2 separate regions of the Homo sapiens genome follow, and region 2 is linked to region 1. The links are chromatin loops, found by intact Hi-C in ENCODE. Cell type or tissue: ascending aorta. All regions are shown on one strand. Links, peaks and the distances in the headings refer to the core of each region. The heading gives the core; the rest is flanking DNA. Region 1 overlaps ZCCHC14 (zinc finger CCHC-type containing 14). Region 2 holds the start of LOC124903748 (a long non-coding RNA gene).

The links. Peaks named below come from ENCODE experiments on the same cell type or tissue, not always from the same donor. Only the 100,000 strongest peaks of a DNase experiment are listed, where the experiment ranks them.
Region 2: a loop joins it to region 1, with 3 times the contacts of the local background. A loop is called at or near these places in 4 of 110 quality-filtered maps.

Annotation. Positions count from the first base shown.
Region 1 is chr16:87,463,288-87,473,088 of GRCh38, reverse strand. All of the region lies in intron 1 of ZCCHC14 (zinc finger CCHC-type containing 14), which reads left to right. It also overlaps the pseudogene NR3C1P1. Among named protein-coding and RNA genes, the nearest start is that of ZCCHC14, 25 kb to the left of the region's middle. RefSeq lists enhancers at 1,030-1,987, 2,673-3,257, 3,258-3,843. In ascending aorta, for the core only: no CTCF peak of the experiment used is centred there; DNase peaks (open chromatin) are centred at 7,538, 8,198 and 8,568; H3K4me3 peaks cover 1,410 bases; H3K27ac peaks cover 2,500 bases.
Region 2 is chr16:87,530,503-87,546,491 of GRCh38, reverse strand. LOC124903748 (a long non-coding RNA gene) reads right to left here and starts at 7,590. Exons shown (of 2, transcript XR_007065170.1): 1 at 7,141-7,590; 2 at 4,619-5,229. RefSeq lists enhancers at 3,663-4,163, 4,164-4,664 and a silencer at 6,272-6,503. In ascending aorta, for the core only: a CTCF peak has its summit at 5,105; DNase peaks (open chromatin) are centred at 4,411, 4,831 and 5,201; H3K4me3 peaks cover 2,278 bases; H3K27ac peaks cover 2,500 bases.

The DNA.
Region 1 (9,801 bases), core at 7,132-9,631:
CTGCCCCTGAAGCTGTTGCAGCTCACTGTTTCTAACATTACGAGTGTCACATCATTTAAATTTTTTCTTACACTGGGTGCAGTGGTTCATGCCTGTAATCCCACTCACCACTTTTGGGAGGCTGAGTTGGGAGGATCTCTTAAGGCCAGTAGTGCAAGACCAGCCTGGGCAACATAGGGAGACCCCCATCTGTACAAAAAATAAAAACAATTAGCCGGGCGCTGTGGTACACGCCTGTAGTCGCAGCTGCTCAGGAGGCTGAGGTGGGAGATGGCACTGAGCTGTGGTTGTGCCACTGCACTCCAGCCTGGGCAACAGAGCGAGCCCCTATCTCAAAGATAAAAAATAAAAAGTGCATTTTTCTTGAGGGGGAAGGAACCATCATGGTGGCCGTATTGCTTTACTTTCTGATGGTGTCGTCTTCAGAGATTGTTGAGATTGGGTTGTTGGTTCCCACGTGGCCATGTCCTGTCAGTGTTGCTTCTGTGTGTTCCCTCGCTGTCACCTGTTGCTCCTAAGTGCTGACTTTGTACCTTTTTCGAGCAGCCTCTGATTGGTTTCTCCCCGACCCGGCCCGCGCCACAGCGGTGCTGCTGGTGGTCTGCTCTGTGGGGCCGTGTTGAGAGAGAAGCTCTGAGGGAGAGGCTTTGCATGCGTGCCTCGGTGCACGGTGCCAGCCTGGATCCCTGTGGCTGTGGAATGGGCGCTTGCTGTTTGCCAGGCTCCATCCTGAGAGCCATGCTTGGTGGACTGGCTACTTCAATCCTTGCACCAACCCTCGGAAGTCAATATGGTGGCTGTCCCCACTTTACAGATGGGGACACAGGCTTGGAAATGCCACATCACTTGTGTCGCACGACTAGTGATGGGGGCGGCCCTCCCGAGGGTCTGACTGTAGGGCCGGCATTTGGCATCACTACAGGAGGTTGACACTTTCACTATTATGTTTACTCCTCCTACTTCAGTTCCACCCCTACCCCCAGCCCAGTTTTATTGACACTTGCACTTGTCTGTGCAAGCATTTTCTCTCCTGTTGCATAAAGTTGTTTTTTTTAGTGGAGGGTAGTAGTTGCTCAGAAGCACTGGAAGACAGCAGTGGTCAGAGCCCGGTCAGCAGTGAAGGTCAGCGCCATTGCCGGCCTCCGACCCTAGTGGTGAGTAGGTCGCTGCTGGACAGGAGGGCAAGGAGGGGCTAGGAAGGCAGAAATGAGTTGTTGCTCATGAGTACAAGCAAGATGCTGGTGTTCTCTCTGAAGTCAATACATCCGTTAAGATGCCCTTTGAACCCTGTTTTATGGGATTACAGGACTAGGAAGTATGTCTTTAGCCTCCCTAGGGCTCTCGACTTTAGACTCCCTCTGTTTCTACAGGCAGTGTCTGGAACAGGGATTCTGGGTGTGTTGGAGGCTGACTGTAGGGAAGCCCTACCCCAGAGGTCCCATGTGGTTGGCCCCTGGTGGGATGTCTTGGCACCTGGAGGCCTGGAAGCCCCCGCGGGTGGGCAGTTGGGGCCGGTGTTCCTAGAGGAGGCCGTGCTGCCCTGTGGCTATTTGTGAAAGAGATTTGCATCTGGTCACTCTGGGAGCTGGTCTAGTTAAGTACTGGGTTCCCTTTGCTGAGATTTTAAGCAGTAATCTTTTTTCTCTCTTTCTCTTTTTGATGAGTAGAGCTCTAGGTTAAGAAATATTAAAAGGAATGTTTTTACATGGAAAATGTTTTTTTGGTTAGCGTTGGCTTTCACTTGGTCTAAGTCAGCAAATAGCTTTCACTCTTAAACTGTCTGTCTTCTTGTTCTGGTTTTTAGAGACACGTAATGACTATTTTAGCAAAATGCTTACAAATCTATTTTGTTTTTATGTTTTATGTTTTTTACGTTAACTTAAAAGTATTTAACAGACGTTACTCCTTCCTGTATAGAGGTAGGTTAATTGGAAAACAAATTGAAAACACTATTTTTTCATAGTCATGTTTACTGTATTTTGTTTGTGGGGGTAGACACTTTGAAGTTCATGTTAACCCCTGATGTGCCCGGCCCTCGAGATATGTGTGGAAGGAAAGTGTGGTTATGGTTTTAGAAGCTTGCTTTTTCTATACTTTTCATATCATTCACATCTTGTAGGGAGGTATTTATATTTAGACTTAATATCTGTAACTTTTTTAAATTCTAGAAGTAGTGATTGTTCCTCACAGAAAAATTGGAAAACAGAAAAATAAAATAAAAATTACCCAGAGATAAATGCTAGTAATATTTCGGTGTACCTTTGTCTTTTCTCAGTGCCTGTTTGCACACAACTGATGTACGTTCTGCCCATTTTCACATTATCTGTGAGCATCCTGCATGCCTTTTAAGACTGCATAATATTCAGTCATCTGGACATACACATTTAGCGACCTATTTCAATAGTAATCTGTTGCTGGGATGTTTATGTTGTTTGTTTTTCTTTTTGCTCAAGCTGAGATAAATCTCCTTACACACAAACCTTTGACTACATCGCTGATTGACTGTATCCTAACAGCAGACTCCTCCCAGTGGGATTAGTGGGTGAAAAGCTACAGATGGGAAAAAAGCTCATCACATCCTGCCTCCTTGCTGTCCAGACAGTGGCCCCAGGTTACACTCAGCTGAGGACGAGGCCACCCCCTGCAGCTTTATGAGCATTTGACTCCTGAGAACATTTTAACTGTAGTCCAAGTAATTAAATAATTATTCAAGCTGTCATGTGCTTGTTTTCATTATTTATTTATTTATTTATTTATTTGAGTTGGGGTGTCGTGCTGTCTCCCAGGTTGGAGTGCGGTGATGCAATCATAGCTCATTGCAGCCTCAACTTCCCAGGTTCAAGCGATCCCCCCACCTCAGCCTCCTGAGCAGCTAGGTACAGGCACACACCACCACACTCGGGTAATTTCTAAATTGTGGTAGAGATGTAGTCTCACTATGTTGCCCAGGCTGGTCTTGAACTCCTGACCTCAGGAGTTCCACCTGTCTAAGCCTCCCAAAGTGCTGGGATTACAGGTGTGAACCACTGCTCCTGGCCCCAGGCTGGTTTTGAACTACTGGGCTCAAGCGATCCTCCTGCCTCAGCCCCCCAAAGTGCTGGGATTGCAGGCGTGAGCCACTGTGCCTGGCAAGTGCACTGGTTTTAGAACAGACGATCACATGTCGTGGTAAAGTCTCTACTTGAGAAGATAGGCCCTGGCCCCCAGTGCAGGGAACACGGAGCTGGGGTGGCTGTGGGTGGCTCTGTCCTCATCCCCAGTGCTTCTGGGGGTGTGCTGCCCACAGGGGTGCAGCAGATGCTGTAGACACAGGGAGCCCTGCCTTCCGGGAGGCCCAGTTGCCGGTGCCCCTCCTGGATCCTCCCAGAGCTCCGAGTCTCTGTGACAGCACTGAAGCAATTTAATTGTCCTCCAGCCACACCGCAAGCACCACAATAATAACAGCAACTAACATTTTGAATGCTAACATTTTTCCAGTTCACAGTACTAGAAATGCATTTTACTGAATTCTCACAAAAGCCTTAGGTAGGTGCCATTATTTCCATCCCATAGTGGACGAAACAGGGGCTGCCCTGTGTGGACCCAGCACTGGCCGCCGAGACGGCTCCTGACCGCTGTGCTCCGCTCGCCTCCTTGGATTTAATGTGCACAAATCACAGACCTCTGTAGTTACAGGACCTAAAGTCTGCACTTGATTCTGCTCCCTACTGGCCAGATGACCTTGGGGAAGGCATTTAGGAACTGACATTCAGTTTTTCTTGTTTTTAACATGGAGATAATTTGATCTGTGTACGTCACGTACTGCAGGGATCAGATGGATGATCTCATATGGCTGCATAATGGATACTTGGGAAGAACTGTACAAAAGGTGGTTATAGCCGGGTGCATTGTCTCATGCCTGTGGTCCCAGCTACTCGGGAGGCTGAGGCAGGAGGATGACTTGAGCCTGGCAATTTGAGACCAGCCTGGGCAACATAGACCATGTCTCCAAAAAAACAGACAAAAATGCTAGTACTTTTTGTTCTTTTATTCTCCATGGTCTCTCACAATGTGTCTTGACATCGTAGGCATTCCATTGGCACCTGGCTTTTTAAACTGACCGTATTCTTTTTAAAGATGTCTAGACCTGGCTTTCTCAGCCTGCGTCGTTTGCCAGCTCCCAGGTATTCCACATGCAGACGCAGTACTCAATATTAGGGAAAATAAACTGTATCAGGGAGGGCCTCTCAGCCTTGGCACTCCTGAGGCCTGCGGGCAGGTACTTCCTTGCTCTGGAGCTGTCCTGGGCTCTGCAGGATGTTTAACAGCATCGCTGGTCTCCGTTGGCTGCATGCCACGAGAATCCCCACCCCAGTTCACAGAAAATGTTTTCAGCTGTGGCCAGATGTCCCCTGGGGACAAAATTTCCCCCAGTTGAGAACCACTAGGTTAGGGAATAATAAGACTTTATAAGTTAAGTTAGGAAAAACATCTAACAGTGTGCTAAAAAACGGGGGAAGGGGTTTGAACCTGAGGCAGTAGATGATAAGGAACTGTTTGTAGGTTAAGCCTGGCATGGTGGCATGCGCCTCCTGTAGTCCCAGCTTCTCTGGAGGCTGAAGTGGAGGACCACTTTTTTTTTTTTTGACTATGTAATTAAGGGTATCATTTATTGTAATATAAGAACATATTCTAAAACAGCTGAATGAACATGCACAACACAATGTGATGACACATACTCTCCTGAATTTATGTAATTTTTCCTTAAGATATCTCTTAATGAGCAATATTATTTTTAAAATGTTAAATAAAATCCTTACCATTGGCCAGTGGGATACTGAATACCACTATTTAAGGAAGAAACCTGAAATGGTTACGTACAGATGTCACCATCTGTACGTCTACCCTTCCTACTTTCAAAAGGCCACTTAAACTTCTTCATATAAAAAAACACATGAATCTTTAGAGAACACATACAAATAAATGAAGATTTACATCTAATAATCTATCTTAAATGTACCATTCTTAAGAGACAGAATCTTACCTTGAAATAGCCATTAGAAAAAACCGTTGGGCCAGGCGCGGTGGCTCACGCTTGTAATCCCAGTACTTTGGGAGCCAGGCGCAGTGGCTCATGTCTGTAATCCCAGCACTTTGGGGGCCAAGTGCAGTGGCTCACGCCTGTAATCCCAGCACTTTGGGAGGCTGAGGCGGGCGGACCACGACGTCAGGATATTGAAACTATCCTGGCTAACACGGTGAAACCCCGTCTCTACTAAAAATACAAAAAATTAGCCGGGCGTGGTGGTGCGCGCCTGTAGTCCCAGCTACTTGAGAAGCTGAGGCAGGAGAATGGTGTGAACCCGGGAGGCGGAGCTTGCAGTGAGCCAAGATCGCACCACTGCACTCCAGCCTGGGCGACAGAGCGAGACTCCATCTCAAAAGAAAAAGAAACCGTTCGACCAGGGAAATTCAGAGTCCCCAAGGAAGTCAAGTTGTCATCTCCAGATCCTTGACACCTATTCCAATTTTCAGAACCAACGGGAATTGGTGGGATGACATTAAAAATAGGCTTCTGATCCTACTGTTGAGAAAGGGATGCTGTATTCATGTCATAGTGGTACATCTGTCCTCCAGAGGTACTCACACCGTGAACAGAAATGGCAGACATTTTATTACCAATCATATTTGCTCCAGGAGAGCTTGCCTGACAGTAAACTGTGCCCAGTTTCTCTTGCTTAATTACCCCAGGGGTGCAGAGTTGGATGAAATCTTTTTCTGTTTTCGCTTGGGGCAGTGTTACATTATTGAGGCTTGATAAAAACCAGATCTCCATTATCCTTAATTTTGGGTTTAGTGTCCGGTAAAACGAGAGGCTTGCAGTCCTCATTCGAGTTTCCTTTTAAAAGGAAGAATAGTCTTCTCCCGCCAGAGGAGAAAGCAGACAGTTTTCATCTATCAACAGGTCTGATCTGGTGGAGGACCACTTTTGAGGCCAGGAGTTAGAGGTCAGATGGGGCAACATAGCGGGACCCTGTCTCTTTAGTAAAAAAAAAAAAAAAAACAATTTTTTTTTTTCATGAAAAACACGTGACCTCCAAAGTGACTGTGAGGCTTTTCCAGGGCTTGTTTTTATGTGGCATGCTGATGTGAATACTGTTCAGGTCCGTATTTGTAAAGAAACAAGGTGAGGAGGGCAGTGGCAGGCTGCCCCTCTGGTGGGCACGGTTAGATGTGACTGTCCCAGTAGGGGCTCCTAGCCATGGAGAGTGGAAGCCATCACAACTTCACTTTCTCCAGCCTCTAACTGGGAATTGAGCATTCCCTGCCTTTATGGAAGCAGGCAGGAATCCACAGTCATACGAACAGTACCTGTGACTTGGTCACAGATGCAGTCACAGATACTTTGATTGCACAGTCGTAGAAAGCGTCTTCAAGTCTCCTTCATGCTCAGCGCTCCTGTGAAGTGAGCTGAGACCCACAGACTCTGTTCGAGGAGCCCATTTGTCTTCTAATACTTAGATGACGGTTTTCAATATAATTGGCTTTGTTTGCAGTCCTGTGTATTTTATGCATTTAAAATATGTTTCTTAGAAGGGCTCAGTAGGTGTCATCGAACTGCCAGAGAGGTCGCTGGCACAAAGAAAAGGTTAAAACCCTGCTCTAAAAGCTCACTGCCGTTTTTCTGAGCAGTTTTCAAATGCCCACCAGTGGGGTGCAGCGAGTCTTCTGCAGACCGAGGCTGCCGTCAGTGTTGGGGGGCTGTGCTTCCATCTGACTGCGTCAGCACGTCCCACTTGGATGTCTTTGGAAGAGCTTTCAGGAAATAGATTTTTAGAAATTAATTCTCTTCTAAAAGTTATGGTCAGGTCCGTGAACATTAAAGTGGGTTGTAAGCACAGAGCTGTAAAGTAGCCTGTGTGGTGCTGGGTTTTTTTCTGTCAGGCGGCATGAACTAAGGACAAACCTTTTTTTAAAAAAAAGCGTAAATACCTGAGGCGGGGGGTAGTTAGCGGGGGTCACAACCTGCAGCCAGCGTCAGCTCTTCTGCAGGCGTAGCTCCTCACCCTTGCCTGGAAGGGCCTTTGATTCCCTCTGGTCTAATTGCGCAGTGCGGGGATTCCCTTTTCCATCCCATCTAAAGGGACGTTGCGGAGACCGGGCTCGGTGGCTCACGCCTGTAATCCCAGCTAAGGCGGGAGGATGGCTTGAGCCCAGGAGTTTGAGATCAGCCTGGGTAACATGGTGAGACCCTGGCTCTGTTTATTTTTTTTTAATAAAAAAATAAGAGGAGGCTGTTGAGCCTTTGACTGTTTTGATCATGGTGAAGATTTACCTTGAAATATTCATGCAGCAGCATTATCATGTGGGAGCTGGTTAGAAATGCAAGATTCTCAGGCCCACCCCGGACCTCATGAATCAAACCTGCGTTTCAGCCAGATCCGGAGGCATTTTGCACATTAAAGTTTGGAAGCAGAGGCCTCCTCTCTTTAAACTGTAACAGTAAGAAGGGTGATTGCATAAGAGCCAGAGGCGGGCTGCCCAAGTCCAGGTGCCCCTAGATGTGTGGCCACTGTGGAACCTCAGTCAGCTTTCCTGGAAGAGCCCCAGGGGCGGGTGTGCCCCGTGACTACCAGTAGCTTGCTTCAGAGTCATATTTCATTCCTGGGTTAGCGCTTTGTAGATGTGGTGGAACAATCTGATTGTCTGTTACATAATGTAGATTGCAGAAGTTTTTGTTTGAAATAGAAGTGCTTTCCGTTTGATTCTGAATTTCATTAAAATTTGGTGATATCATGATGTATTTTACAGATCCTTATTAACGGCCTGCTTCATGCCAGGCCCAGTTCGAAGTGCAAAGGAACAGCAGTGAACAAAGCAAACCAGAAACACAGCTGCCTTGCTGAGCATCGAGAAGTCTTGCTAAGAAGGACGTTTGAGTATAGATGGGAAGGCACAGGGGCGCTTCCAGGCAGAGGGGACAGCCAGGGCGAAGGCCCCAGGCAGATGTGACTGCTGTGCCCAGGGCAGCAGTGCATGGAGTGAAGAGCTGGGGGAGGACTGGATGCCAGGTTGCAGGGGCCAGGCAGAGGGTTTTTGTGGGTTGTGGGAAGAGGCTGGCTGTGGAGAGGAAGAGAGCAGCTTATCGTTGCCTTCCTAGCAGTAGCAGAAGGCAGCCTTTGGAGCCGGTCAGTCTTCCCTCTCGTGCACATCAGGCCAGATGACGAGTCCTGCGGGTGAGCCTGAGTCAGAGAGCACTTGAGTGGAACATAGGTCACGTGGAGCAAACTAACTTCACCAAAAATAACCCCAAAACAGCATTTCTGGGAAACACAAGTGAAGACAGCTTTCAATGTAAACAAAGGAACAAAGTTACGATAAAGGCTTGGTTGGAAAAAGTGAACATGTGGAAAACTAAGAAGAAATTCCTTGGGAAAATATACGGAGGAAAACAGGTCTTTCTTTTCCAGCAGTTGCCATTCTAAAGAGTTTTCCTTCCTGTCTTGATGTCAGATGCAGTGTGTGTTTTGCTAGGGTGGCTCACGGGCTTTCCCCTTCCAGTTGTGGTTGTGGCAGACGGACCTACAGCCTTTAGCTCTTCCTGTCTGCGTGGGGAAAAGACTTCCTGTTTTCTCTGGGTCTCCTCTTTGTCCTTGCCGGGATTGGACCGGATGATGGGTGCAGTATAAAACCTGGACTTGGGGTCGTGGTTGGTTCTTAGCCTAGCTGCAAATTAGAATCACCAGAGAAGCTTCAGGCACAAAACAAAAGAAGCCCCGTTTCCAGAAACTCTGATTTTGGTGGGGAGTGTGGGATGTGGTTTTCTCAGGGCCTTGGTGTTCCAGTGTGCTGTCGAGGCCGAGAAGCACTAATCAGTACTGCTCTCCTTCTCTCCAAGGCTGTGTTTTCCCCTGCTCAGCCCTCCTCTCCCCTTCCTCCCCTAGCAGGCTGAGAGTTGGGAGGCTGGCTTTCCTTTGTGTCTCTTTGGAGTGTTTTAGGGTGGGCAGGCGGTGTGTGTGTGCGAGAACGCACTGATCACACGTGTTTCTTTTTGGGGCAGGAAGGTTTGCCACTACCAGCAAAGTTGGAACTGCTGATGCTGGTTGTCAAGGCAGCTCACTCTCAGCTGTGCGTGCTGGTGTGCACCTGTGGTCCCAGTTACTCAGGAGGCTCAGGTGGAAGGATCACTTGAGCCCAGGAGGTCGAGGCTGCGGTGAGTTATGATTGTGCCACTGCATTCCAGCCTGAGTGACAGAAGAGACTCTGTTTGTTTTTTTTTCTCCTGAGACGGAGTCTTGCTCTGTCACCCGGGATGGAGTGCAATATGGTGTAATCTCAGCTCACTGCAACCTCCACCTCCCGCGTTGAAGCGATCCCCCTGCCTCAGCCTCCCGAGTAGCTGGGATTACAGGTGCCCGCCACCACACCTGGCAAGTTTTTGTATTTTTAGTAGAGACGAGGTTTCATTCACCATGTTGGCCAGGCTGGTCTCGAACTCCTGACCTCAGGTGATCTGTCCGCCTCGGCCTCCCAGAGTGCTGGGATTACAGACGTGAGCCACCGTGCCCAGCTGAGACTCCGTCTCTTAAAAAAGAGAAAAGGCAGCTCACTTTCTCTTCTTAGAACCAGGACTTAGAATATGTACCAAAGTAGCTAAGAGAATGTGGAGGTTCATGCATCAGGCCAAATCGAATGGGCTCTGCTGTGGTTATATTTCTTTTGTTTTCTTGAGACAGGGTCTCGCTATCGCCCAGGCTGGAGTGCACTGATATGATCATACCTCACTGCAGCTTCAAACTCCTGGGCTCAAGCGATGCTCCC
Region 2 (15,989 bases), core at 4,164-6,663, 76 kb before region 1:
GGAATCACACCCTGTGTGGTCCCCTCACCTTGAGAGTGAGCAGGGCCTGGAACGTGCTTTTGAACAACAGAAAGTGGCAAAGCGAGGGGCAGCTCCTGTGAGCACATTCCATTACGTTAACTCCATCTCAGCAGGCCGGAGTGAGGAGATCTCCTGCCAGCCTTGAGGAAGGAAATACCCACGTCGTGAAATGCCCTCGGACGGGGCCACAGAGCAGGGGACAAAGGTAGCTCCCAGGGGACAGTCAGTCATGAAAACAGGCCCTCAGCCCTACAACCACAGGAAATACATTCTGCCAACAGCCTGGATGAACGCAAAGCAGACTCTGCCCCAGTTGGGCCTGCAGATGAGAACGCAGCTCAGCAAACACCTCAAATACAGCTTTGGGAGACCCTGAGCACAGACCAGCTAAGCTGTGCCTGGATGCCTGACCCACAGAAATGACAAGATCATAAATGTGTGTGTTTTGTGTTTTGGTTTGGTTTTTTGAGACAGGGTCTTGCCCTGTCAGCCAGGCTGGAGTGCAATGGTGCAATCGTATGTCATTGCAGTCTTGACTTCCTGATCTCAAGCAATCCTCCCACCTCAGACTTCCAAATATCTGGGACCACGACCACAGGCACGCACCACCACACCCAGCTAATTATTTTTTTCTTGTAGAGACGAGAGGTCTTCCTATGTTGTGTGATTTCAAACTCCTTGGCTCAAGCCGTCCTCCTGCCTCAGCCTCCCAAAGTGCTAGGATTATAGGTGTGAGCCACCCCACCTGGCCGTGTGTTGTTTTAAGTAGTTAAATTTGTAACACAATGCAGCATAGGAAACTAATACACATAGGATCACTCTGTGTGCTCCCAAGCCAAGAGAAAACATCCCGTTCTTCCTACCAACAGCAGACACTCTGCTCCTAATCTCTCCTTTGCTCATGCACTGATTTGCCGAGCACCAAGGCTGTGCCTGTCTCATCTAGGTGCCAGGTGTTATGGTCTTCCCATTGATCTCATGGTGAGACCACCCCTGACTTCTAAACAGGCTTATGGCTGCACCCCACAGCCTCCCTCGAAGGTAGATATGGCCACATGATGAGGATGAGGATGAAAAGTGATGTGTGTACCTTCTGAGCCTCTCCCTGCACAGACTGGGGAGTCTCCCCCTCCCCTGCCCCTTCCTGCTGGCTGGAGTGCGGCCCACTCTCAGCTCTCTCTGGGAATTACCCTTAGCAGAAGAGAGCTGGCTTGCACAGAGGCACACCTACACTGGGGGGCTATAGAGGCCAAGCCCCTCACTCCCACTTGGGACAACTGTGATGGCCCGTGCCAGCCTCAGAGACCCGGCAGGAGCATCTCAGCCACCTCCTCCCTCTGTTGGTCCTGCCTCTCCCTGAGAGCATGCCCAGGTCCTTCCTGTATGCAAATCTCCATCGCAGGTCTGCTTCCCGGGACCCTGCCCTGCAGCATGTGGACAAGGACCATCCTGGGACCCTGCCCTGCAGCACGTGGACAAGGACCACACACAAGGGGAATTGTGGAATGACAAATGAGAAGGTGCCCGGGCCACACCAGCTCGACCTTGGTGTGAGAGACTAAGACAGAAATCACCTTCCACCTCTGGCAGTCTCTGCCACTCTGATTGTCTTTGTTAGAGCACCCAAACCAATACTCTCATTAATATCCCAGGTTAATGATGCATGGGTGTTCAGCGTGGATGGAGTCCCGACCATCCTGGGGCACTTATAAAAATCCCTCCACACAGAAAACTGTGCCTTTCCAGGCTGAGTCCACTCGGATAGGGAGTGCTTCCTTAGTCTGTTTTCTGTTGTTGATAACACAATACCTGAAACTGGGCAATTTATAAAGAAAGGGAATTAATTTCTTACAGTTATGGAGGCCCCAAGTGGCACAGGGCATCCCATAGTGTGGAGGCTGACTGCTCACTCAGGTCTTTCTTCTTCTTCTTATGAAGCCACCAGTCCCACTCCCGTGATAACTGACCCACTCCTGGGATAACCATTAACCCATTAACCCGTTCATCCGTGAGCCCACCAATGTTAACCCGTTCATCTGTGAGTCCACCAATGGATTCATCTACTGATGATGGCAGAGCCCTCTCGACTCAATCACTTCCTCAAGGCCTCACCTCTCAATGCTGCCACTGTAGGGATTCGATTTCAGCATGGGCTTCGGAGAGGACAAACATTCAAACCCTAGCACGTCCCTTTCTCTAATTTGCAGAAAGACACCTCATGCCCTGGCCAAGCCCCCACTTCATGGGCTCGAAGACCCACAAGGGAGAAGGCAGTGAGGGCCCCTTCCTGCCCACAGGAAGCTCGGCACAGACTTGGGAACGCAAATGAGGTTGGTCACCGCATGAACGGGTGGCCCACAAAGAGTAGGAAATCCTTATAAGGAACTTCCTACACAGCCGCGTCTTGGCTGAGAAACATGCGGCTCACACAGACCCATGCGGTGCCTGCCTGAGTGGAAGGTTCCATTTTTAGGATGATTTTCGGACCACACGCGGCAGCCCTACGTGGGAAGCGGCAGAAGGGGGCTCCAGAGGCCGTCAGGAGGCCTCAGATCGTGGAATCTGTGCCAGCACCTTCAAGGGCTCTGCTTATGGGAAAGACCTGAAACTTCGTGGATCAAACGTTGGAAACACATTACAAAGTTTATTACACCAATACACATATTTTGTGCTGAATGCACAAACAGAGAAATAAAACTTGTTGATGAGCAGAGTGCTCTCTGCAGTGCTTCTCAGCGCACCTCAAGGTCAGGAGGTGCAGTGAGGTATGTCGTGTCATTTCTGACGAAGCAGCAGCAGGGCCGCGAGCACGCAGGGGCCACCAGCTGCCTCCAGCTGCAGGGGCCCTCGGCCCTCTCCTGCCCAGTGCTACACCCCTGGAGGAAACGCGCTGGGGTCCACGCACCTGGGACTTCTTGGTCTAGCCAGGGCCTGGTTCATGGAAGCGCTGAGTAAATGGGTGATAATTTGCTCATGGATTGTCCCTAAGCCAGGGCAGCTCCCTATCTGAACCAGTTTTAACAGAATCCATTGGAAATGTGTGTTGAATAACCTCAGGGCCCCTGCCGGATCCCTGGATCCCTTTTTACCATTTTTGTGCTCTCCAAAGCTTTGGAGTGTTTATACCTCCAACAGCCAGCACCAGCAGCTGCTTAAAGCAGTGGTTCCCAAACTTCTTGGCACCAGGGACTGGTTTCATGGAAGACAATTTTTCCATGGACCAGGCAGGGTGAATGGTTTCAGGACGATTCAACTTATTACACTTACCGTTCACTTTATTTCTATTATTATTACATTGTAATATCTAATGAAATAATTATACAACTCACTATAACGTAGAATCAGTGGGAGCCCTGAGCTTGCTTTCCTGCAACTGGACAATCCCATCTAGGGGTGATGGGAGACAGTGACAGATCATCTGACACGAGTTTCTCATAAGGAGTGCACAACCTGGATTCCTCGAATGACAGTTCACAATAGGGTTCGCGTTCCTAGGAGAATCTAATGCTGCAGCTGATCTGACAGGAGGGGGAGCTCAGGCCGTAATACCAGCGATGGGGAGCAGCTGTAAATACAGAGGAAGCTTCACTCACTCACCTGCTACTCATCTCCTGCTGTGCAACCGAGTTCCTAACAGGCCATGAACCAGTACCAGCCATATTTCAAAGGCTCAAAAGCCACAAGGGACTAGTGGTCACCATATCGGACAATGCAGATCTAGAACATTCCATCAGTGCAGGAAGCTTTATTGGGCAACTCTGGTCTGGAGTGTAAGCTTCATACGGGAAGGGATGCGTGTCCGTGCTGGTCACTGCCGTGTGACAGATCATCGTGTATTAGAATCTCATAAGGAGTGTGCAACCTAGATCCCTTGCATATGCAGCTCACGATACGGTCCACGCTTCTATGAGAATCTAATGCTGCGGCTGATCTGACAGGAGGCGGATCTCAGGTGTTAACGTGAGCCGTGGGCAGCAGCTGTAAATACAGGTGAAGCTTTGCTCACTCACCTGCTGCTCACCTTCTGCCGTGGCCCGGGGGTTGGAGACCTCTGGTTTAGAGGGTGGCCTGTGGGCTCTCTGAAGCCGCTTCACCCTCATGCACGGAAATGCCTGGGAATTTATACCTCCCTAGACCACGCTTAACCAAAGACAGGTGGGTTCTGGGTGGGTGTATGAAGACCTCAGCTCCCTGGTCTCAGGCTGGGACATCCCTGGGTGTGATTGACCCTCCACAGTTCCCCTGTGGGGTCGGGCATGCCCCGCCCACCCCAGTTCCTTCAGGCTGCAGAAGGACTGTGCCCACATAGCACCCTGCCCAGCTTCCTTCCTTTTCCAGTCCAGCTTCCCACCCCCAACCTGTGTCCCCAGGGAGTACTCCCTGAATAGTCGCTGCAAACACATCCTCATCCTAGGGGCTGCGTCTGGGCAACTGCTCCTAGGGAAAAGGTCTGGTTACGCAAGCAGATTCCTTGGCACACCGACCCACAGGAGGGAACCCATGCTGTGCCGCCGTAAAAGAAAAAAAAATAAAGAAGCGGCGAATTTGGTGACAGCTTTGGAAAATAGTATTTAGTGAGAAAAGCAAGGTGCGGAAGCCTGGGCTGTGGTATCTTTATTTTCTGAGCGGGGAAAGATAAAAGTGGACCGTATCTTGTATTTGCTGCCTCCCTAAAGAAAACAAGCCGGAAATACAAGAAGCCAATGAAAGCGGACACATAGGGCGCCAGAGCGGGGTAAGGGTTCCCAGGCTCTCTGTATGTTTGGATTATTGAGTCATGTGGATTTGCACAGATCCCAAAACCAAAACACAGATCCCTAGGCCCCGCCGTCTGGGAGTCTGACGCAGCTGCTCTGCGGTGAGGAGACAGAGGCTGTGTTCCCGAGAGGTTCCAAGGGGGACAGTTGCACCGCCAGTCTTGCGGACGTTGTTCTAGATGATTTCTTTGAGTGGTCTGAAACAAAGCCGAACCACTCACCAGCAGCGCTGTCTTCCTGGATGCAGCCAGCCCTGCTGGAAACGGGTGGGAAGGCTGTCTTCTTCACTCCCGGGGGCCTCTGAAGGTGGGCGTGAGTCAGGGGCTCCTGGGAGAAATCGACCGCCCTTGCCGGCCTCCACGGGCCCTGGAAAGCCTGAGAGCCTGGCGCTCCTGCCACATCCCCATTGCCATGGCAACGGCAGACACAATGGTTTCTGTGGAGTTCGGATCTATAAATAATTTCTAGATTAGTCTTGGCGAGGTGGATGGGGTGGGCACCGAGGGGAGGTTCCTGGTGGCCGGCGGGACGGGCCACTGTCCACAGGCCATGCCAGGCCTGGGGCAGCGAGGTCACAGCCTCCTGGGTCAGATGCTGTGCCCTGGCCAGTCGGCAGGAGTGGCCTCGGCAGGCTCCGCAGCAGTTTCTGCCCCAGAGACCATGCGTGGGACAGTTCCATCTCATCTGTGAGTCCCGGACATGTGTGGACCCAGGTTGGCTGCACAGGACCCAGGGTGGCTGGGTAGAGGGCTGTAAAAAAATCCCTGCTGCTGATCTGGGGACTGAGGGAGGCTCAGGGGTGGGAGTTGATCACCACCGTTTCTAGGCACTCACGAGGGCCCTGTTCAGTGTCTCGGCGTTGCTGGGTAGACCCTGGTGGGGTGACAACAGGATCTGAGTGTTTGGACTCCATTCTCTCTGCTTCCTCTGTCCACGTTTTAGGGATGCCCTATTCAATGAGCCCTCTCTCTCTCTTCCTTTTTTTTTTTTTCTTTTTCTAGCAGTGTTTCCAGGGAAGGGCTCATATTCCCCACACTAGGGGCTGAGAGGGTGGATGCTTCTGGGTAAATCATTTGAAAATCAAGCAGATCCAACACCTTTGCTGTCTCTGATTAGAGTGAGCTCGCTGGGAGGGGCCCCCAAAGGGCCCCTGAATGGCTACGTGCTGCATGGCGTTAGGAGTGAGGGGCATGACCCTGACACCGGGAGGGCAGGCGTGTGAGCAAGTGCAGCCTACGGGGAGGCAATTTAACCACAGCCCCGGCACTGACAACGGCAAATCCTCTTGCGCAGCAGTTCTCCTCCGAGGATTCTTCCTGAGTGAGGCACTGGCATAGGGGCACAAAGGCATATATGTGCCAAAGGCATGACCCACGCCATGCGTTGATTACAGCAGAGACTGAGAGCAGCCTCATGCCTGTTGGTGGAGAGGAGTGGAGAAGGACAGCCTACTCCCCATGCACTGAGAGCTCTTGTGCAGTCAGCAAAAAGCGTGGTGGCTCCATCCATGTGGACACAGAACAGCTTTCAAGAGAAATAAGAAGGGCTGGAAGTGGCAGCTCACGCCTGTAATTCCAGCACTTTGGGAGGCTGAGGCGGGCAGATCACCTGAGGTCAGGAGTTAGAGACAAGCCCAGCCAACGTGACAAAACCCTGTCTCTACTAAAAATACAAAAATTAGCTGGGTGTGGTGATGGGCACCTGTAATCCCAGCTACTTGGGTGGCTGAGACACGAGAATTGCTTGAACCCGGGAGGTGGAGGTTTGCAGTGAGCCGAGCTTGTGCCACTGCACTCCAGCCTGGAAGGCAGAACAAGACTCTGTCTCAAAAACAAAAAAAAAAAAAAGAGACAGAGAGAGAAATAAGAAGAACCAGAGGCACCCAGCGCATGGGCTGCTACTGTCTGTGTAGGAGGCCGAGTAATGTATCACACATGCACACCTAAGTGTGCATACACATATGTGTGCACGAGCACATATGCACACACATAGCTAGAAAAAGGGGCTCTGGGACCCTGAAGATTTGGGGTGGAAGGAAGCTTACTTTTCAGGACATCCTTTCCTGTACTGTTTGGTTGTGGTTGTTTAACCATTTGTGTATGTTAATTTTTCAATTAAAAATAGTTGAGCAAGGTGTGGTAGCATGCACCTGTCATCCTAGCTACTCAAGAAGCTGAGGTGGGAGGACTGCTTGAGCCCAGGGGCTTGGGTCTAGCCTGGGCAACATAGCCAGACCCCATCTCCAAAAAGAGTTTTAAAAATAGGTGAGTGGAAGTTTGGAGAAGAAGGAAGGAAGAGGAAAGGAGGCAGGAGGAAGAGAGAGAAAGGTGTACCCCGCACCGCGGAGGCAGCAGGTCCTCACCTGAATCTGTCTCCCCGTTTCCCAGCTGCGTGGCTGTGGACAAGTCACTCGGCCTCCCTGCGACACCACTTTCCTGCCTGTGAAATGGACTCACGGATAAACCAATCTCACCAAGTTGTTGCCAGGATCAAATAAGTCAAAAATGAGAAAGGATTTAGGAAACTGCAACGGGCATTTTCCCTTGAAAATGGCCCCTGGCTCTTGCACACGCACGTGTGCCAAACAGCTCAGATAATGATTTTCATTTATTCTAATCCTCAGGCTGCCTGAGCTGGGCTTCAGGGGTACGCTGTGGGAAGATCTGAGCACACAGGCCCCGCCGGGGTTCAGATCTGGAGACCCAGCAAGGGCTAATAAAACACAAACTAAATATTCCTCTGGCCTCCCCCACGGAGTGTTTTTCTCTGATTCCGGATCGGCCCTTGGGCTGTTAGAAAACATCTTCTGGGGACAAAGGGCAAGCGGTGAATTTGTGTCCCCTACAGAGAGGAGGGCTGGAGTTGTGGTTCTCTAAGAAGCCACGTGAACCAGAAGCAGCTCTCAGGGGCGGCGGCGTCTGCCCTCAGCCACGCTGGAGTCCACCCCAACTGGCAAGTGGAGAAAAGGAAGGAAAAAATGAGTCAAAAGGAATGGGAAACTGTGTTGCTCACATTTATGAAATGAATGTAGGTCTCCAACATATGCTCTGGCCTGGAGCATTGCTGTCTCTGCGTTAGTAGCTGGGCATGGCTGTGTTGACAGTGGCGGAGGAGAACTCACAGCAGTGGTGAACGTCAAATGTCAAATGTCATTAGAAACCAAGAAGGGGGCAGATTTAAAAAGAAAAAAAGCAGGGAATGCATTCCACCTTTAAACAGAAGGCTTGGGCAGGGTATGAAGCTCGAATCTCATACTTCAAAATGTTTTTGCATCTTGAGGAAACCGTACAGGAACTTGACTGTGAGGAGCTATAGGGCTGCCTGGTCATTTGGATGTGGCCATGTTCACATAAACACTCAGTGCTCGTCAGCTGGAGTTTTGGATTCAGGGAGATGGAAACAATTTAGACTTGGGGGTGTTTGAGGTCAGCGGTTATAAGTGAGTCTCAGGGTTTTTCCCACAGTTGATGAAAACAGTTTCTTTGACATCAAAAATACATATCTATTTTGAAACAGGGTCTTGCTCTGTCCCCCAGGCTGGAGTGCAGAGGTGCAATCATTACTTACTGGCATCTCCAACTTCTGGGCTCAAGGGATCCTCCTGCCTCAGCCTCCTGAGTAGCTGGGACCACAGGCGCATACCATTTCCCCTGGCTTATTTTTAAATTTTTTGTAGAGATGGGATCTCACTCTGTTGCCCAGGCTGGAATGCAGTGGCATTTTCTCAGCTCACTGCAGCCTCTGCGTCTGGGTTCAAGCAATTCTCCTGTCTCAGCCTCCCAAGTAGCTGGGATTACAGGTGTGTGCCACCACATCCAATTTTTTTTTTTTTTTTTTGCATTTTTAGTAGAGACAGGGTTTCACCATGTTGGCCAGGCTGGTCTGAAACTTCTGACCTCAAGTGATCCACCCGCCTTGGCCTCCCAAAGTGCTGGGATCACAGGTGTGACCCACCGTGCCTGGCCTCTATATATTTTTAATGTAGCCATTGGGCTCCTTCACCAGGGCTGATCCAGTTAATCTGGGACGAGGCTCAGGAAGCTCCATTTTAAGAGTAACACAAGTGACGGGGATGCATGCCAATGTCAGAGAACCCCAGGCTGGAATAGGGGGACCCCAAACCCCAAAGGGCATGCAGGACAATCCTCTGGAAGTGTGGGAGAAAGCTATTATGACTTCAGCTTCAATTTATCTCATCCTTTTACATTTTCTCTTTTCTCATTTTATAATGTGCATGAAAGTCAGCTGCAGAGCCCAAATGTATGTTTTATAAATAATGATGATAAAAACCAACCCCTGCACTGCCGCTGTGCCACAGCCCTGTTCTAAGCCTTGTAAGCATATTCACTCATTTACTCCTCAGGACTCTGGGAGATATTATTACCCTCTGCTATGAATTGTGTGCCCCTAAAATTCATATGTTGAAGCCCTCACCCCCAGTATGACTGTTTGGAATAAGGAAGTGATTAAAGTTTGCCGAGGCCGTGAGGGCAAGACCCAGATAAGGTAGGGATTAGTATCTGTATTAGCATGTTATCACACTGTTATAAAGAAATATCCAAGACTGGGTAATTTATAAAGGAAAGAGGTTTAATTGACTCACAGTTCCACATGGTTGTGGATGCCTCAGGAAACTTACAATCACGGAGGAAGGCGAAGAGGAAGCAAGGATCTTCTTCACAAGGCGGTAGGAGAGAGAAGAGCAAGAGAGAGCAGGGAAAACTGCCTTATAAAACCACCAGATCTCGTGAGAACTCCCACTGTCACAAGAACAACACGCGGGAAACCACCCACATGATCCAATCACGTCCCACCCAGTCCCTCCCTCAACACTTGGGGATTAAATTCAAGATGAGATTTGGGTGAGGACACGGAGCCAAGCCATATCGGTATCCTTGAGGCAGGAGAATAGCGTCTGGAGGCAGGGAACCTAAGGCTCTTTCACGCTGATTTCCTAGAACTAAATTGAAAGGAGAGCCCTAACTTTCCACATCTAAATAACAAAAGGACCAGAGGCTACCCCTTTGCAAACCCCTACCTTTTCTGCCAGGCAGATGGGAAATTGAAAGTACCTCTGATTGATCGCTTTTTGCAACCAATCAGACGTTTGTATTGGAATGTAACTTTGTAACTTCACTTCAGCCTCTGATTGTGTGCTTTCCACAACCAATCAGATGTTTGCATAGGAGTGTGAGCTTTGTAACTTCACTTGACCAATCAGACCGATTGCAGGCCGCCACTTCATTTACATGGGGTGAACACCAAGTGGCCACTGGGAAACCTCTAGGGGGTATTTGGACCCGAGAAGATACAGTATCTGGGGCCCTTGAGCCCCTATGCCGGGGCTTACTTTCACCCTGTGGAGTGTACTTTCATTTTCAATAAATCTTTGCTCTTGTTGCTTCATTCCTTTCTTGATTTGTTTGCACATTTTGTCCATTTATTTGTTCAAGATGCCAAGAACCTGGACACTTTCCACCGGTAACATTCTCATCAGAGGGACATCAGAGCACATTCTCTCTCTCTCTCTCTCCCTCCCTCCCTCTATGCCACGTAAGGACCTAGGAAAAGGTGGCCAACTACAAGGCAGAAGAAAGCTTCATCAGAACCTGACCCTGTTGGCTCCCTGATCTTGGACTTCCGTCTCTGGAACTGTGAAGTCTAAACCACTCAGTCTATGGCATCTGTGTTATGGCAGCAGGAGCTGAGACATCCTGCATCGTGCAGATGAGGAAACAGAGGTGCAGAGAGGTGAAGCAGATTGGCCGAGGTAGAACAATGAGAAGGCAGGAGAGCTGGGATTTGAATTGAGGTAGTTTGGCTGCCGGTCCAGGCTTTTAATCATGTATTTGGGGCATGCTCCTTTAAAACTAGCAAACAAAAACTCCTAGAGGAATGTGTTTGAAGAAGTCTGGAAACGCCTGGGTTGGAAGGAAAGGGTGTGAGAGTCTATGGTAGACAGAATAGTGACCCCCAAAGATGTCCATATCTTAACCCCCAGAACTTGTGGATATCTACCTTGCCAAGAAAATTACCAAGTAATTTACCTTACTTGGCCGAAGAAACTTTGCAGATGTGGTTTACAAATCTTGAGCTCGGGGGGCTGGTTATCTGGGATTATCCTGGTGGCCCCAATGTCATCACAGGGATCCTGGTGACAGGGAGGCAGAAGTCAGCAAGGAGAGAAGATGCCATCCTGCTGGCTTGGAAGACAGAGGAGGGGCCATGAGCCAAGGAATGCAGGCAGCCTCTAGGAACTGCAGAAGGCAAGCAGACAGATTCTCCCCTGGAGTGTCCAGAAGGAGCAGGCCCGTTTCAGACTTCAGAACTCCTGAACTTTAAGATAATAAATGTGTCCTGTTTTAAGCCACTAGTTTGTGGTAATTTGTTGCAACAATGATAGGGGAAAAATGCAGATTTGGAGGGCAGATGACTAGGGGGATGATGTGGTTGGGGGGAAAGTGATTCTCGGTTTGGAGCTGAAGTAAGGTGGCCTGTATACAGGTTCCTTTGTAATGTGACTTAGCAAATCTGCAAAGGGCTTTGTGATATTGTGATATAATAAGAAATATATATTTGGTCTCCATCCTGGTTCCGGACACAGAGCTCCTAAAATCCTCAGAATTCCCTGAGCAATAAGGGTGGGAAGATCATCTTCGGTTATTCATAATGACAACTCTCTTCGTCCGTTTGTGTTGCCGTAAAGGAATACTTGAGGCTGGATAATTTATATAGAAAAGAGGTTTATTTGGCTCACAGTTCTGCAGGCTGTATGGGAAGCAGGGCACCAGCATCTGCATCTGGTGAGGACCTCGGGAAGCATCCACTCAGGGCAGAAGGTGAAAAGGAGCAGGTGTCATGTGGAGAGGAGAGAGGCAAGCGGGGGAAGCTGCCAGGCTTTTTAAACTATCAGTTCTCTCAGGAACTGCTAGAGCGAGAGCTCTCGAGAACTCACTCATTACTGCATGGACGGCACCAAGACATTCATGAGGCATCCACCCCCATGACCCAAACACCCCCCAACCAGGCTCCAGTCCCAACACTGGGGTCAAAGTTCAATATGAGATTTGGAGGGGACAAATATCCAAACCATTATTAGTAACTACATCTGAGTTTACGCTAATGAGGTGACTCTTGGAGGATGGGGGCTGGTTGCCAGAGGAGGGTTAGAACTTCAGTCCCCCTGCTCCCCAACCCCAACCTCCAGGGAGGGGAGAGGGGCTGGAGATCGACTTAATCCTCAATGGCTGATGATGTCATCAATCATACCTGTCTAATGAGGTCTCCAAAACACCTGTCAATGACTGGAAGGGGGTTTCAAAGAGCTTCTGGGTGGGGTTAGTGAACACATCAAGGTGCAGGGAGGGCAGTGCACCTGGAGAGGGCATGGAAGCTCTGCACCCCTCCTGCGCCTCCCCTACTTACCCCGTCTATTCCACCCCGTCCATCCCACCCTGTCCATGACTTGGCTGTTCCTGAGTCATATCCTTTGTAATAAACCAGTAAAAATAAGCAAAGTGTTTCCCTGAGTTCTGTAAGTCATTCTTGCCAACTTTTTGTTTGTTTGTTTGAGGCAAAGTCTTGCTCTGTCACCCAGGCTGGAGTGCAGTGGCTCCATCTTGGCTCACTGCAGCCTCTGCCTCCCAGGTTCAAGCAATTCTCCTGCCTCAGTCTCCTGAGTAGCTGGCACAACAGGCATGCACCACCATGCCTGGCTAATTTTTGTATTTTTAGTAGAGATGGGGTTTCACCATGTTGGCCAGGCTGATCTTAAACTCCTGACCTCATGTGATCTGCCTGTTTCAGCCTCTCAAAGTGCTGGAATTACAGGCATGAGCCACTGTGCCCAGTTTTGCCAATTATTGAATCTGAGGAGGGGGTCATGGGAACCCCTAAATCAGCTATAAATCATAGCTGATCAGTCTGGAGGGAGGCCCAGACTCTCAGTTGGCATCTGAAGTGGAGGCCGTCCTGTGGGACTGAGTCCCTAAATCATGGGATCTGATGCTAACTCCAGGTAGTGTTGGAACTGAGTTGAACTGTAAGACACCCAACTATTTCAGAAAGTTGGAAGATTTGTTGGTGTGGGGAACCCCTACGCTGCCATTTGTTGTCAGAAGCAAAATGTTGCATATAGAAGAAATATTTTTTCCTTTCTAAGCTTTGACAAATATATAGAATGTGGCAAAAGCAATGTTGTGTGACTTCAGAACCTCAGTCCCAAGAGAACATGCTGTTACCACTCTCAGCCTTGATGGAATGCTGTGAAGATATCCAGGCTGCCTATGGGAGGATGAGCGGCCATGTGGAGCAGAGGAGCTCTATCTGAGCAGAGCCAGCAACCAGCATGACCACCAGGCCTGTGAGAGAAGCTTCTTAGACCATGCAGCTCCATTAGCCACCAGATGACTGCAGCCACACAGGTGATCCCAAGTGAGACCAGCAGAAGAACCACCCAGCAGAGCCCAACCCAAACTGTCCTGCCTAAGGATACATATATGATAGAGCTGGATCCCATTGCTTCAGAAACAGAGGTGGGTGAACACCTGACAGATTACCTTCTAGCTTTTTCTCCTCTCATCACTTTCCTCACCTCCTACCAATTGCAGTAACAGCAAAAGCAGTGAACATTGGTTCAACATCAGTTATCCTCACACCTTGGACACGGTCAGTTGTATTATCATTTTACAGATAAGGAAACTGGAGCCAAGAGAGCTTAATGGACCTGCCCAAGATCACTCGGCAGGCAAGCAGAGGGAGTGGGATCAGGACCCCATTTTATCTAATGCCCGAGTCACCATTATTGTGGCTTTTGCTATCATGCTGCATTCACTCATTCATTCAAGACCAATTTATGGAGTCTTTTATATCTGGTGCTTGGGATGGAAAGATGAACAAGAGAGACGTGGTCCCTTTGTCAATAGCTATCTAATGAAGAATCACAAATCATGATCATCACTGGGCTTTGTGTTGGCTTCAGTGATGAATTTAGGGTGCCTGTGAAAGTGGCCATTTGTTCCAAGTATAAATTATGACTGTGTTCAGCTGTGAGTCACAGGAGCCCTCTTCCAGTGGCTTATACAGCTAAGGGTGGAATTTTTCACATAAGAAGACTGAAGAGGGAGGCCAAGGTGGGTGGATCACCTGAGGTCGGGAGTTTGAGACCAATCTGACCAACATGGAGAAAGCCCGTCTCTACTAAAAATACAAAATTAGCCTGGCATGGTGTCACATGCCTGTAATCCCAGCTACTCTGGAGGCTGAGGCAGGAGAATCACTTGAACCTGGGAGGCAGAGGTTGCAGTGAACTGAGATTGCACCATTGCACTCCAGCCTGGGCAACAAGAGCAAAACTCCATTTCAAAAAAAAAAAATGACTGAAGATAAGCAGTCCAGGGCCGATGCTGCAGGTCATGAAGTCATATGTACAGTTGGTGTGCCTCACCCCTGTCATGGGATCAATGGCCCCAGGGCAAGAAGGGGCTTGGTTTGTCAGCTTCAGCTAGGCACAAACTCCAGATGAACTGCTTTAGTCACTTGCCCAGCCCCGGACCAACCACTGTGGCTGGAGAGGTGGTGTATGGTGTCTGGCCCAGCCTGGGTCATAGGTATCCTCTACTGGAAAGAGAATGGGGTTTGTCATCAAATGAGGGGAAGTGGAGAGGAATGGCAGGCTGTGTTTCCCAACATGGTTGCAATGATCTCTCTCTTCCTACAAACTCTTCTTACCATGGAATTTTTGCAAAAACTGGGGTCTAGGTTTCTGTCCCTTGAATCCTGGTGGACTTGGGACAATGGTCAGAGTGATGTCTAAGGCTGGGTTGTAAAAGATAAGTCAACTTCCACCTGGTTCCCTTGGGATGCTTCCTCTTGGAAGCCAACCACCGTGGAGAAGCCACAGTAGGTGTTTCAGCCAGTGCCCTAGTTGAGGCACTGGACCTGTGGGTGAGAGAGCCTTCAGAGACTCCAGCTCCCAAACATCAGGTCACCACCCTGAGGCTTCAAGCTGCTCCTGCCAAATCCACAGAGAGCGGGGATGAGCTGTCCCTGCCAAGCCCTGCTCGAATTACAGATTTGTTTATCTGCTTTTTGAGACAGGGTCTCACTCTGTCACCTAGACTGAAGTGCAGTGGTGCAATCATGGCTCACTGCAGCCTCAAGCACCTGGGCTCAGGCTATTCTCCCACTTCAGCCTCTGAGTAGCAGGCTGCCATGCCTCTCCTCCAACAAGGTGGAACTACAGACTGATGTCCAGGCTCACCCTTGTCCCCGCTCACCATCCAATGCTGGCCTTGGGTAGAAATCATCCTGGGGACAAGTGGCCCCAGGATGGGCTCTGCTCTTGCTGACAGCACCCTGTGCCTCTGTGCGAGTAATACCCCTATGGCTTTGTCCCCTTGCCTCTGAGATCTGAGTTTTTAATAACTGGAAATTACCTTGCTAAACTCTGCTATCATTTCTGATATTTTTTTTCCTGCAGAAGTAAGTTTTAAATGTAGACATATCATCTGAGAATGATGATAGTTTTGTTTCTTCCTTTCTGACCCTGATACCTTTATTCATTTTCCTTATCCTATGCTGACACAGAAATACAATGTTGAAGACAAGCACTGTCATTCTCACCTTGTTTCTGAGTTTCTGAGTTTAAAGAAACTCATGTGCACCATTAAGAATGATGTTTACCGGCCAGGCGTGGTGGCTCACGCCTGTAATCCCAGCACTTTGGGAGGCCGAGGCGGTCAGATCACGACGTCAGGAGATCGAGACCATCCTGGCTAACACAGTGAAACCCCGTCTGTACTAAAAATACAAAAAAACTAGCCAGACGTGGTGGCAGGCGCCTGTAGTCCCAGCTACTCGGGAGGCTGAGGCAGGAGAATGGCATGAACCCGGGAGGCGGAGCTTGCAGTGAGCCGAGATCACACCACTGCACTCCAGCCTGGGTAAAACTGAGACTCCGTCTCAAAAAAAAGAATGATGTTTACTGTAACATTTGGTGGAGATGCTTTTACATATGAAGAAACATTTTTCATCATTTGCCAATAGTTTTTATGATAAAAGGATTTAAATTTTAGCCATTGCTCTTTCTGCATCTGTATGAACAATCACAGGATTTTCTCCTTTAACTTGTACTGTGATGAATGGCATTTATAGATTTTCTAATGTTAAGTCACCTTTACATTACTGGGATAAATGTATATTTGTCATCAT